Regions from separate parts of the Homo sapiens genome. Here region 1 is linked to region 2. The links are chromatin contacts, found by Hi-C or POLR2A ChIA-PET in ENCODE. All regions are on one chromosome and are shown on one strand. The core of a region is the stretch at or near the end of the contact, and the rest is flanking DNA. Distances in the headings are between cores, read along the strand shown.

The links. A loop is a pair of places that touch in the nucleus more often than their neighbours do. ChIA-PET counts read pairs that join two places held with the same protein, here RNA polymerase II (POLR2A). Pooled maps may share reads with other maps.
Region 1: a map of CD8-positive, alpha-beta T cell shows a loop between it and region 2 (12-fold over the local background). The contact joins the promoter of CCDC174 here to the promoter of BRPF1 in region 2. A Hi-C loop is called at or near these places in 1 of 168 maps with a recorded cell type or tissue (CD8-positive, alpha-beta T cell) and 7 of 50 pooled maps. POLR2A ChIA-PET finds 5 or more read pairs at or near these places in 1 of 52 experiments (endothelial cell of umbilical vein).

The regions. Positions count from the first base shown.
Region 1 is chr3:14,650,183-14,655,706 of GRCh38, reverse strand. CCDC174 (coiled-coil domain containing 174) reads right to left here and starts at 3,945. Exons shown (of 11, transcript NM_016474.5): 1 at 3,829-3,945; 2 at 1,177-1,281; 3 at 78-178. The coding sequence starts at 3,870. LOC124909347 (a long non-coding RNA gene) reads left to right here and starts at 3,586. Exons shown (of 2, transcript XR_007095826.1): 1 at 3,586-4,038; 2 at 4,481-5,524. RefSeq lists enhancers at 3,633-3,702, 3,843-4,242, 3,746-4,404.
Region 2 is chr3:9,729,003-9,734,829 of GRCh38, reverse strand. BRPF1 (bromodomain and PHD finger containing 1) reads right to left here and starts at 3,095. Exons shown (of 14, transcript NM_001003694.2): 1 at 2,692-3,095; 2 at 91-699. The coding sequence starts at 689. It overlaps CPNE9 (copine family member 9), which reads right to left. Exons shown (of 21, transcript NM_153635.3): 21 at 4,922-5,323. The coding sequence ends at 5,138. RefSeq lists enhancers at 1,980-2,539, 3,100-3,659 and silencers at 2,617-2,746, 2,757-2,806, 3,277-3,636.

The sequences.
Region 1 (5,524 bases), core at 2,696-5,195, 4.9 Mb before region 2:
GGACAAAATTTGAACTTCCATTTCTCTGCCTGGGTAGCCTCAAAGCTAACTATATTTACCAGAGCTTATAACTTTACCTTGCTTTGTCTAAAGTCTTCTGTTCTTCAATCTTCTGTTCAGCATCCTTCTCAGCTCGATTTGAAACGCCTACATTCTGTTTGCTCCAGATACTTGGTTTCTGGAGAATAATTTTAGAAGACAAAACAGAACCACATGATTGCCAAAAAATCTCTACTTGTGCATCAGGAAAAAAAAAAACAAAGGAGATCATGAGTTCTTATGAATCAATGGAGATAACTAGATAAGCTGTGTCCTACAAAGATACTGACTATACATGGCAAGCAGGAGCTAAAAAAAGAGCCCTCAATTATATAAATAACTTTTTTTTTTTTCTTTGAGACAGGATCTCACTCTGTCACCCAGGCTGGAGTGTGGTGGTGCGATCTCAGCTCACTGCAGCCTCAACATCCTGGGCTCAAGTGATCCTCCCACCTCAGCTTCCCAAGTAGCTGGGAATACAGGTGCGCACCACCATGCCTGACTAATTTTTTTTTGTAGAGACGGGGTTTTGCCATGTTGCTCAGGCGGGTCTCGAACTCCTGGGGTCAAGTGATCTGCCTGCCTCGGCCTTCCAAAGAGATGGGATTAGAGGCGTGGGAACCACGCCCAGCCTAAAGAGCTTCCTGAGTGCAGAATCACTTCCTACTATCTTTTATCTCCTGAATGATTACAACCTAAATCAAGATTAATGAAAATGTACATATTACAGAGAATTAGTAATACAAATAGTAGACACTATTACCTATAAAACTGGAAAAATTCACAGCTCTTATACACCCTGATATTTTCCGCTATATTCCTATATTATCTAATTGTTTATCTCTATTTGGATACCTAACACTTATAGAACCAGATAACCTTCCATCTGTTTATGAAATGTAAACAATCCACATTTTTCCAAAAGAAGTGCTAAAGAATTAGCACATTACTATGTACTTTTATATAATCTTACTAATTTCTATTTTAATAACATTTCATGCAGATGTTAAATACAAGATAGAGATTTTTCCTTAACATTTATGTGTACAGATACCACTGACAATTTTAAAACACTTAAATATGGTATAATTCTCCCATGTTTGGAACCAATGGAGATAATTAGATCTTATTTTTTACCTTGTTAGTTGTTTTTGGTTTTCCAAAAACTCCAGAATCTTTTAGAAGTTTTTCTTGTTTGAATTCTTCTTGCTTTCGGAAGAGTTCAGCCTTAAGATCTACCAACTAGAATGAAAGCAGTAAGTAAACAAAAATATTAAATTCCTGCAGGTGACTGGATTGCTAAATTATTATAATTTCCAAAGGAATATTTCAAGTTCCGCTAAATGGACAAATATGGCTAAAAAACTAAATGTTTAAGTAACTAAATGTTTAAATGTAGAATCCAGTACACAAATTAAGCTAAGTCATGTTTCATTCTACCTCTGCTGCAAATGCATTTTTACTCTGACTTTCAACACTCGAGGCTTTCCTTAGGCAAGGAGAAAGTGATAAAGCAAAATAAATTAATAAAGTCTGCATCTTTTAGTTTCAGATTAAACTTGCATTATTAAGCACCTTCTCTCTGACTAGCACTGCACTCATTTCATCATCACAACTTATTTCTACAGTGAAATGCTGTAGAAATAACGCTGAAGAGCAGAACATAAACATGAATTAGACATACTCTCTGCCTCAAAGAGCCTACAATGTAACAAGGAAAGTAATTTATACTACCAACAAAATAAAACAAATGACTCTAGAGTGGAAGAAAGTAGCACATAAGTTCAGATAACAGAGCATTTCCTTCTGAGCAGAGTGATCAGAGAAAGCTTAGAGCAGAGCCTTTAAAGACACATTATTTCAACAGCTAGAAATAAAATAGACTGGGTGAATTATAACAGCTCCACGTTTGACTTAATCCATTTCAAAAACCGTAAGCTTGGCTGAATCACACGGTTCAAGAACAGGAAAGAAGGCCAAGGCATAGGGAGTGGGGCAGTTGGGTGAATATTAGTACCTTTCCCTCAGCTACATTAATTACCCCTGCCTACTCTGCAAAAAAGGATATAACAACAGTTTCCTTTTTAATGGTCCAGGTACAGCTGCTTATATGGATGGGCATTTGTAAATCAGATACTTCATCACTGTCTTAATCATCAGATACTTAAAAAAATCACTTTATTTGTTAAGGAAGATAAAAATGGCTGGGTTCAATTTCCGTTTTGGAAGAAATCGATTTAAAAGGTAACCATTTAATAATGCAAAGGGCAGTTTCACTGCAGACCCTAATACTGGAAATTTTTAAAAACAAATGAAAAACTTCTACTTTTTCTTCTAAGCTTACTTAACCACACCAAATTTTCCAGCCACATATCTTCCTAGTCTACAACTGCCTTTAACTTTAAGAGATGCTCAAAAAAATGTAAATTCTCAAATAGCATTCTTATTACAATTACTGCTAACCTGTCAGTATAGGTTGGCTTTAATATTTATAGCTTTCTGGTTCCTGATCTTCAAACAAAATAATAACTGGTACCAATTTTAACCAATAATAGTTACCAATAATAACTAGTACTCAAATATTGGGACACCTATATGTTTTCCTTCCTACTCACTTTGTGTCCTAATACTCTGAAGTAAATTCAAGATTAAATCAAAGGTTGGGCAATTTGCTCTGATGATGAAAAGGCAGCAGCTTTGGAGTCAAGTAGAGTGAGTGAGAAAGGGTCTATCACTAAGATTTCTTCCCCCCGCCCCCCGCCCCTTAGACGGAGTTTCGCTCTTGTTGCCCAGGTTGGAGTGCAATTGCGCGATCTCGGCTCACCGCAACCTCCGCCTCCCCGGTTCAAGCGATTCTCCTGCCTCAGCTTCCCGAGTAGCTGGGATTACAGGCGTGCACCACCACGCCCGGCTAATTTTTTTATTTTTAGTAGAGACGGGGTTTCTCCATGTTGGTCAGACTGGTCTCAAACTCCCGACCTCAGGTGATCTGCCCGCCTCAGCCTCCCAAAGTGTTGGGATTACAGGCGTGAGTCACCGCGCCCGGCTATCACTAAGATTTCTGTCTGTAAGCTGGGGAAAGCTACTTCATCTTTCCAGGCCTCAATTTCATCATCCATAAAACGGAGATATTAATAGCACCTACCTCCTAAAGCCATTGGGAGGATTCAATGAGATAGTGCATATAAAGTGCTGGCACAAAATGTGTACTTAGAACAAGTTTTCTTTCTAGAGTAGCTGATGTAATAAATCTGCTTACATCCTTTCAGACCTCACAACTCCCTATGCCTGCATTAACAACTGTTTAGTTCCAGGGAGGGCACGCTGGACACTTTCGGGTCCTGCGAAATATGTCACACTCTAAAGTTCTGGGAGGACTTTGTGGGTCCCTGGATGGAGGAGAAACCAGGAAGAGGATATGTCTGCATAGCAAAAAGAAGCTAGGGTTCCTCCTGACTGTAAGGGAGAAGGCTGACGAGGTGCAGGTCCTTGTGGGCAGGGCAGAGGTGAGGCACGGAGTTTCCTAACCCACGGGACACCAGGTTCAGATCCGTGTCCGAGGGTTCTGGCCCGGGCGCATGTCAGAGGAGAGTAGCCCAATTCAGGGTCCTGTAAGAAAACTGAACCGGATCCCCGCCGGAGAAGAAAATCCAGTTCGGGGGTTCCTGTTTGAGGGGAGAGGTCAGGTCTCTGGGTCCCCGAGTGAAGAAACAAGCTAGGTCGACATTCTTGTCTGATGGAGACACGGTGAACCCGGAGCCCGTGGAGTTACCTCATACCCTCACTCACCGAGGAGGCCGTGACGTCCAAAGGCTTTTTCCTACGGTCCATGGTCGTGGCAGAGGGTCCCGGTCCAGGAAGGACCCTTTCTACCCGACACAGGCCTCGTAAGCCTACCTCCGTCGCAACCGGAAGTGTCTTCGACAGCGACACTGAGTTTGCGTGAGTTTGCGACGCGAGTTTGTCAGCTCAGCGCCATCTTGAGAAGGTCAGAGTGTGGTGCGTATTACGTTCACCATCATTTTGGAAAGGTCATAGAGTGCGGAGGTTGACGCTAACTGCTAAGGTCATCTTGAGGGCGGAAGGTAACAAGGATTGGTGTGGGCGCCATCTTGAGAAGGGCGGAATAAAGCTTTTGATTGCGATGGACGCCATATTGGGTGGGGCGGATGTGGGGTTGGCGACAAAGATAACGCCATCTTGGGGAAGGCTGACGCTTAAGTAAGTGAACTCGAGCGTCTCGGGAAAGGTGGATTGGGAGGACCGGAAGAATCTTAACTGCAATTCCAGGACCTGCTGCCTGGCACTTTTCACACGTTAAATAGTTGGTTCTTAAAAGAGCGTACGAGATAAGGATTATTATATTAATCTTAGTAGAAATAACAAGAATAATAGCTAACATTAATGTAGTGCTTATTATGGGCCACTTTACATATTTCAGCTCTTAAGAACGTGAACTCCTGGGCCGGGCGCGGTGGCTCACGCCTGTAATCCCAGCACTTTGGGAGGCTGAGGCGGGTGGATCAGGAGGTCAGGAGTTTGAGACCAGCCTGACCAACATGGTGAAACCCCGTCTCTGCTGAAAATACAAGAAAAAAAAAAAATTAGCCGAGCGTGGTGGTGCGCGCCTGTATTCCCAGCTACTCAGGAGGCTGAGGCAGAAGAATCGCTTGAACCTGGGAGGTGGAGGTTGCAGTGAGTCGAGATCAAAAAAAAAAAAAACAAAGAACACGTGAACTCGAAAGCTGACTTTCTGGGTTGGAATCGCTCTTCACGGCTTACTGCTTGTGTGACCTTGGGCAAGTTACTTAACTTCCGTGTGCCTCAGTTTCCAAAGGGGGATATAATTTTATTTACCTAATGGGTCTTAGTGAGGATTAGATGAGTTAAATGAGCTAGTCTTGATAAAAATGTTAATGATTATGGTAGACAGACCAATCACCCTCACCCCGACTCCCAGATGTCTACCTTCTAATCCCCAGAATCTGGGTATATGGTGACCTTTATATAGCAAAAGAGAATTGGCAGAGATGATGAAATTAAAGCGATTGAGATGGGGAGCTAGCCTGGATTGTGCAGGTGGGTCCCCTATCATCAAAACCATCCTTATAAGGGGTAGACAGGATGGCCAGAGTCAGACAGAGATCAGAGATGCTTTGAAGAGGGAGAGTGGGACCACATGCCTAGGTATGCAGGAGGCCGCTAGAAAAAGCAAAGAAATGAGCCCTCCTCCAGAGTCTCCAGAAGGAATGCAGCATTGCTGACACGGTGATTTTAGTCTTGTAACACTCATCTCAAACTTCTGACTTCCAGAACTCTACCAGAATACGTTTGTGTTGTTTTAAGCCACCAAACTTGTGGCAATTTGTTACAGCAGCAAGACGAAAGTGATCATAATGATTGTAACAGTGGCATTTAGTATATGTGGGGCATGTGTATGACTCTTTGCATAGATTATATTATATAATCCTTGCAAGAATCCTAG
Region 2 (5,827 bases), core at 1,846-4,345:
TCACTCTTCTATCTGTGCCTCTCACCTCTCTCTGGCTAGTGAGCCCTGCTTGACCAGTTTTCCAGAGCTGCAAGGTAGAGGTGGCCTTACCGGTAATAGGAAGTTGGCCGGGGTGGGGCATCAGGGGTGTCCTGTTCCAGCTCCCGATAGACCACCTCTGGCAGCTTGGGAGTGGTGCTCGCAGAAACATTGTGGTGGTGGTGATGGTTGGAGTCCTTGCGCTTCTCCTTGTTCTTATGTTTGCCTGACTTGGGAGTAGCAGCTGGTGTCTCAGTGTTCTCCTTGTTGCTGCCATTCTCAGGGGCCTCCTCGGGGGCTTCCTCATCCTCTGACACCACATCCAGGTTGTCAAAGATGCTGATGCGGTGGACGCGGCCATGCAAGTCCACCTCCACCATGCGCTGGGCCTGTGCATAGCTCATCACCTCACGGCCTGGTGACTGTGAGACCTCTGAGGGGCTGGGTGACTGCTTGTTGGCTGGGCGTGACTGGCGCCCCTTTTTCTTGTGCTTGCGGAGTGGAGTTTGTTGTGGGGGTGGTGGGTTGTCGTGGTCATAGTGGTACAGGTGGTACTCAATACCACTGTAACTCTTGTAGACCTTTCGGCAGGTCTCCACCGGGCACTCGTATGGTGGCTTAGTCGCCCGCAAGTTGTGGCAGAAAGTCTTCACATCAAAGTCCACCCCCATGCTGTCACATCTAGAATACACAGATCAGTTAACATAAGGCTGGGGATGAGTTCCTGGCCATTTGCACCAGAGACCCCAGTCTTTCTAGCCCTCCCCCTCACTTGGAGTCACCAGATTCTGGCCAGCCTACCTCTACAGTGTCTCCAAATGCCATCTCCTCCACCATAGCCCATATCTGGGCCCTCATCACCTCTTGCCTGGTTATCCTGCCCTATGTCTCAACTTCTTTAGCCCAATCTCACATCATGTAGGAGAATGATCTTTCTACCAGGTAGTAATGATCATGACACTCTCTTCATTAAAAGCCTCCTGATGCTCCCAGTTCCTTCAAGATAATATTCCAAATTCTCTATGATGCCATTCAAAGAGCTCCTTTCACTGACTGGCCCTAGTCCTCCTTTCTTTTTACAAGTTACAGCTGTTTTTGTCTACACAGGGGATCTTGCCATTCCCTGAATGTTATAACCTCTCATTCCTGCAAAATGATCCCTATTTGGAATGCCCTCCATACTTTCTGATTGGTGGGCTCCTACTCATTCTTCAAAAAACCAGCTCAAATGTCACTTCTGACACAACTTCTCTGACTCTCCCATGGGGAGCTGTTTCCACAGCATTCCATTCTCACCTCTACCACAGCACTTGACATACTGAAAGTTGTCTCCCCCCTGGACTGGGAGCTGTGTAGCAAGGGTACCAGAGCCTATCCACCTCTGTATCCCCAGTACCTAGCATGCACTGGACATTCAGTTTTTGGCGAACGAATGAATGACCTGTTGAACGAATAGCTGAATGAGGGGATCACCAGACTGAGAGCTCAGATGGGATGAAGGCCATGTAGAAAGCTGAATGGGTGGGTGGCTAATGCTTTAGCGTTGGACTCCTGCAGAAATCACTGGATCACAGAAAGAATTCATTTACTTTTGAGGTCTTTATGGGGAGCCTGGCCCTGGTACTGGGTAGGAGATGTACTGTGAAACAAAGTGAAAACTGAGGTCATTTAGTCAGTGACAGCAGCTTGTATTACATTTGAGCTGTTCACCCACTCACACATCAACTGAGTGACTACCAAGTGCCAGGCCCTAAGGGTACAAACACGAACGCGACAATCTAGGCATGCTCAGCTCCATGCTGGTCCGCAGGGGCCCTCCCTCCCCGCTCCCCAACATTCCTGGGTGAGTGTAGACAGCAGATGGCACCAGGCCTCAGGAAGCCCAGCTTGGTCAGAGACTGCCCCAATTTCTCTCGGCCTAGTTGAGTTCAACCATTCAGCTAGGGGCTTGGCACCATCCCAGCCAGGCAGGGCTATCATGAGCTCCCTGACAAAATAACCCCTCTTGGCCTCTCCACCTGTGCCTTAACCAGGCAAGTGGGCTGCTCCAGCTCCACTGTCAACGGCTCCTGATTTTCACATCAGTAACGCTACACGTCCAACTGCAACTCTTCTATTTCCTACCTGCGGCTGTGTCTTTAAACATAAACCAACCGAAGCACAAACAAGCTCTCCTCTTTCCAAGCTGGGTCCCGGGTGAATGGTTCCCAAAGTAGCACAGCGAATCAGCAATCTCCCCTTGGAACCCGGCAGCAGAGGCACAGGCGAGGGAGACGAGAACTTAGACCAGAAAGCCCGTGGGGAGGGCCCAAGGAGAATGGCGGCTGCATCTGCCCCTGAAGCTCAGGGGGCTGGAGGAAGTAAGGGGCGGGGGCCGGAGGGATAGGGCTGGGCCCCGGCAGTGCCCGCAGCCCACTCTCCGGATGCGGCGGCGTTTCCCCTTTGTGGAAGTGTAACAAGTGAAACAAGGCTCCCCGCCTGCCACTAGCCCGGGCAGCCCCGAAAGATACACTGTTGCCCCAGGATGCCTGCTGGGAAGCAATGCACTGTCAGTTCTCCCAACTGGAGTTGCCAGAGAGGTTCCCGGGCCACGCGGCTCAGTGCGCGTCCCACGAACGTAGCCTACCCCTTCCCTGCCGGCCACTCCCGCCCTGGTCCCAGGCCCGCACTCACCGGCCACCTCGAGTCCGGGCTCATCGCCGGGGGCGCCCGCCGGGGCTCCGACCCCACTTGGGGAGGTCGGCGGGGAAAGTCGGGCCGGGAAGGGGGAGCCCCAACTCCGGAGACCGTAGACCTCGCCACCCCGGCCCCCTGCCGCCCCACGCTTTGGTCCCGGCTCCCCGGGATTCCTGAGCTGACCCCTGCCGCTCCTGGTCCCGCCGGCGCCCTGGGGTCTCAACTCCGTCGGCCGCCGCCCGTTTCGCGAGCCCCCAAGATGCCCGGTCTCGGGACCGGGCGCTGCTGGAACAATGGAGGCTCCCAGAGGCAGCGCGAGGACAGCGGCGGCGGAGACCGTGGCGGCAAAGGCTGTGGCAGCGGCGGCGGCAGCAGCGGCGGCGACGGCGTCTGCGCAGGGTAAACGTGGCGCCGCGGCGCTACTGAGCTGCACTTTCGCCACGGATCCCCGCCCGCCCGCTGAGGCTCGAAAGACCGTGCTCCGGGATTCAGAAAGGACCCTGGACACCCCACAGGGCTTCTCTAGCTCTCCCATCTTAGAGTGGAGTTTCTGGAGACTGAAGTCACCGTACTCGGGATCTGGGGTCGTCGGGCGGTTTGTGGCGAATCTGCAACCACGGACGGTGAGCGCGGGGCTGGGCGTGAGGAGCCCGCCCTTCTCCCCTCCCCCTCTGCCTCCTCCCTATCCGCTCCCTGCCTCCTGCTGGCGCCGCGGCTGCGGGAGGGACCTGGCCTTGGTCTCGGAGGAAGGCGGTGAGGCGGGGCCAGAGTCACGGGGCGGGGCTGGGGGCAGGGCCGGGAGCAAGAGGGATGCGGGCTGGAGCCTAAGGGACCGGTAGTTATGGGTAGGACCGGGGCGGGGCTGGAGACTAGACCGGTCTGTGGGGCGGGGCTTGTGGGAGGGGGCGGGGCTACCGCACAGCGGGGGCCTGTTAGAATAGCGGGGTAAAAAGTGGGGCTAAACAGAAGAAGAGTACTCGCGAGAGAAAGGGCGGAGCTTTGGATGAGCCTGGAAAGTGGAGCTGGACTAGAAATAAAGAACAAAGTTGGAAAAAGCGATGCGACGCTGAAGGGAGCAGGCGGGGCTTGGTAAGGCAGGGGCGGAGCTGTGGGGAAAGGGCAGGACCGATTAGGGATAACGGGGCGTGACTGAAGGAAAGGGAAGAAACTTGGGAAAAGTAAAGGAGAGGTGCTAGAGAAAAGGTATGGGTCTGAGAGAAGGGGCTGGTTTGGGGCCGGTGGGTGTGAAAGGGCTTGTCTGGTAAAGCGGTGGGAAATCTGTGGGTTGGCAGGGATGTGCTGCGGGTTGCTGATTGGAACATGGTGCCAAAACAGCTGATTTAATGTGAGTGGGTCACCTCCTAGCAATGTGAACGTGGGCAAGTTCAGTTCTTTAAGTTCCTTATTTGTAAAACAGAGCTCGAAAACTCTGTTGTTAGTTCTTGAGGGTTTCAGAGAACTTGCATGGCAGGGGGAGACATCCTTAAACAATACTTCTCCAGTTTTGTCATCAAAGAGGAGCGTGAAAGGTCTTCCAGGGTTCTGGGACAAAGCCCAAAGCATCTGAAAGCTTCTATCTTCTTAATGCAAACTTTGCATTTGACCCAATAAAATGTATGTTTTCTAAAAACCATCCCAATAAAATCGACATGCCAGGAAGAGGTTTGCTGATTAAGATCTTGGGATCTGAAGTCAAACTGATGAATTATCTTAAATGACTCATCTTCTCAGAGCCTCAGTTTCCTTATGGGTAAAGTGGGAATAATATATAGTACCTGTTCTCAGAGTTGTTGTGAGAATTAAATGAGATGATGCTTGTAAATCACCTAGCACACGGTTTGACATGTAGTGAATGTTCAAAGAAAATATTAGCTGTTATTATCCTTATTAAAATAATTCAGAATAGATGGATCAAAGCAGAGTTATACTAAGTTATCTCCTTTAGTGGTCAGGAATTCGTTTGAGAATCTGCTGAGAACTATGGGTCGTGTGTAGGATTCGGATTTTATGGAAAAAAGAAAAAAAACAACTATGGGCCTCTCTCCTGAGGAAAAACATACAAAGTTTCACTTATTAAGGTCTTTGAAGAATGTATGAAGAAGTGATTGGATGAACGTGTTAGGATGGGGATGAATCTAACTGAAGCCATCCTGGTTCCCTCCCTCTTGATGTGGCCCCAGTCGTTGGGTCCCATAGTCTTCCTTCGCCAACATGCATGAGACAGAGGTGGAATAAAGATCAGCTTTATTATTGGCATGAAGGCAGAGAGGTGGTGATAGTGCCAGGCCCTCTGCAGGCAAGGAGGCGGAGGGCTTGTCAGCCAGCACTGATCCTCCAAGTTGGCCCTCCCAGTGAAGTCCAGGGTTCCAGGTGCCTCTGGCTTAAAGCAGAAGCAGTGGGTGAGCAGGCTTGCAGACTGTGAGGCATTGGATATGTGGAATCCTCAGGGCTGCTCTGGAGCTGGGATCGGGCTGGGGTTGGCAGGGGGTGGGGGCCGAGGCTGGATGTCTCTGGTGCGCATATAGGACAGCAGCTGCTCCGGGATCTCGGCCAGCACATCCTTGGCCAGTCGGGCCATGCTCAACACCTGGTTCCCCGACCGGTCAACATAGTCTCGGAATGGGACGAACTGGGTCAGGCACAGACAAGAAGAGATAAGCCATGACCAGGAGAGAGGGCATGGGGGTGCAGCAGGGAGGCTTCTTTTTTGATCCCCAGCATCTCTTTCCAACTATCACAGTATCTCCCTCTCCACATCTTGAACAGTTTTCTACATTTGCTTTCTCTCCACCCACTTTTTTTTCCACCTTTTATTCACCCTCAACCCACTCCAGTTTGGCTTCACACAGGCCATTGAAACTGCTTTTGCTGATGTCGTCAGTGGCCCTGTGTTGCTAAATCAGTCCAGTGAACAGTAATTTTTAGTCCTCATCTTGCTTGACTTCTCTTTAGCTTTCCATTACATTTGACCATAATTCTTCTGGACACGTCCCACTCTTGATACCACACTCTTCTGGCTTCTTGCTTACCTTTCTTGAAGCTCCCCCCTCCCACCACCATTCCTCTGGGTCTATCTGCTCTCTAAACCTGGTCCCTTCTCTCTCTCAGCTCTCTTCCTGGATGATTTCATACA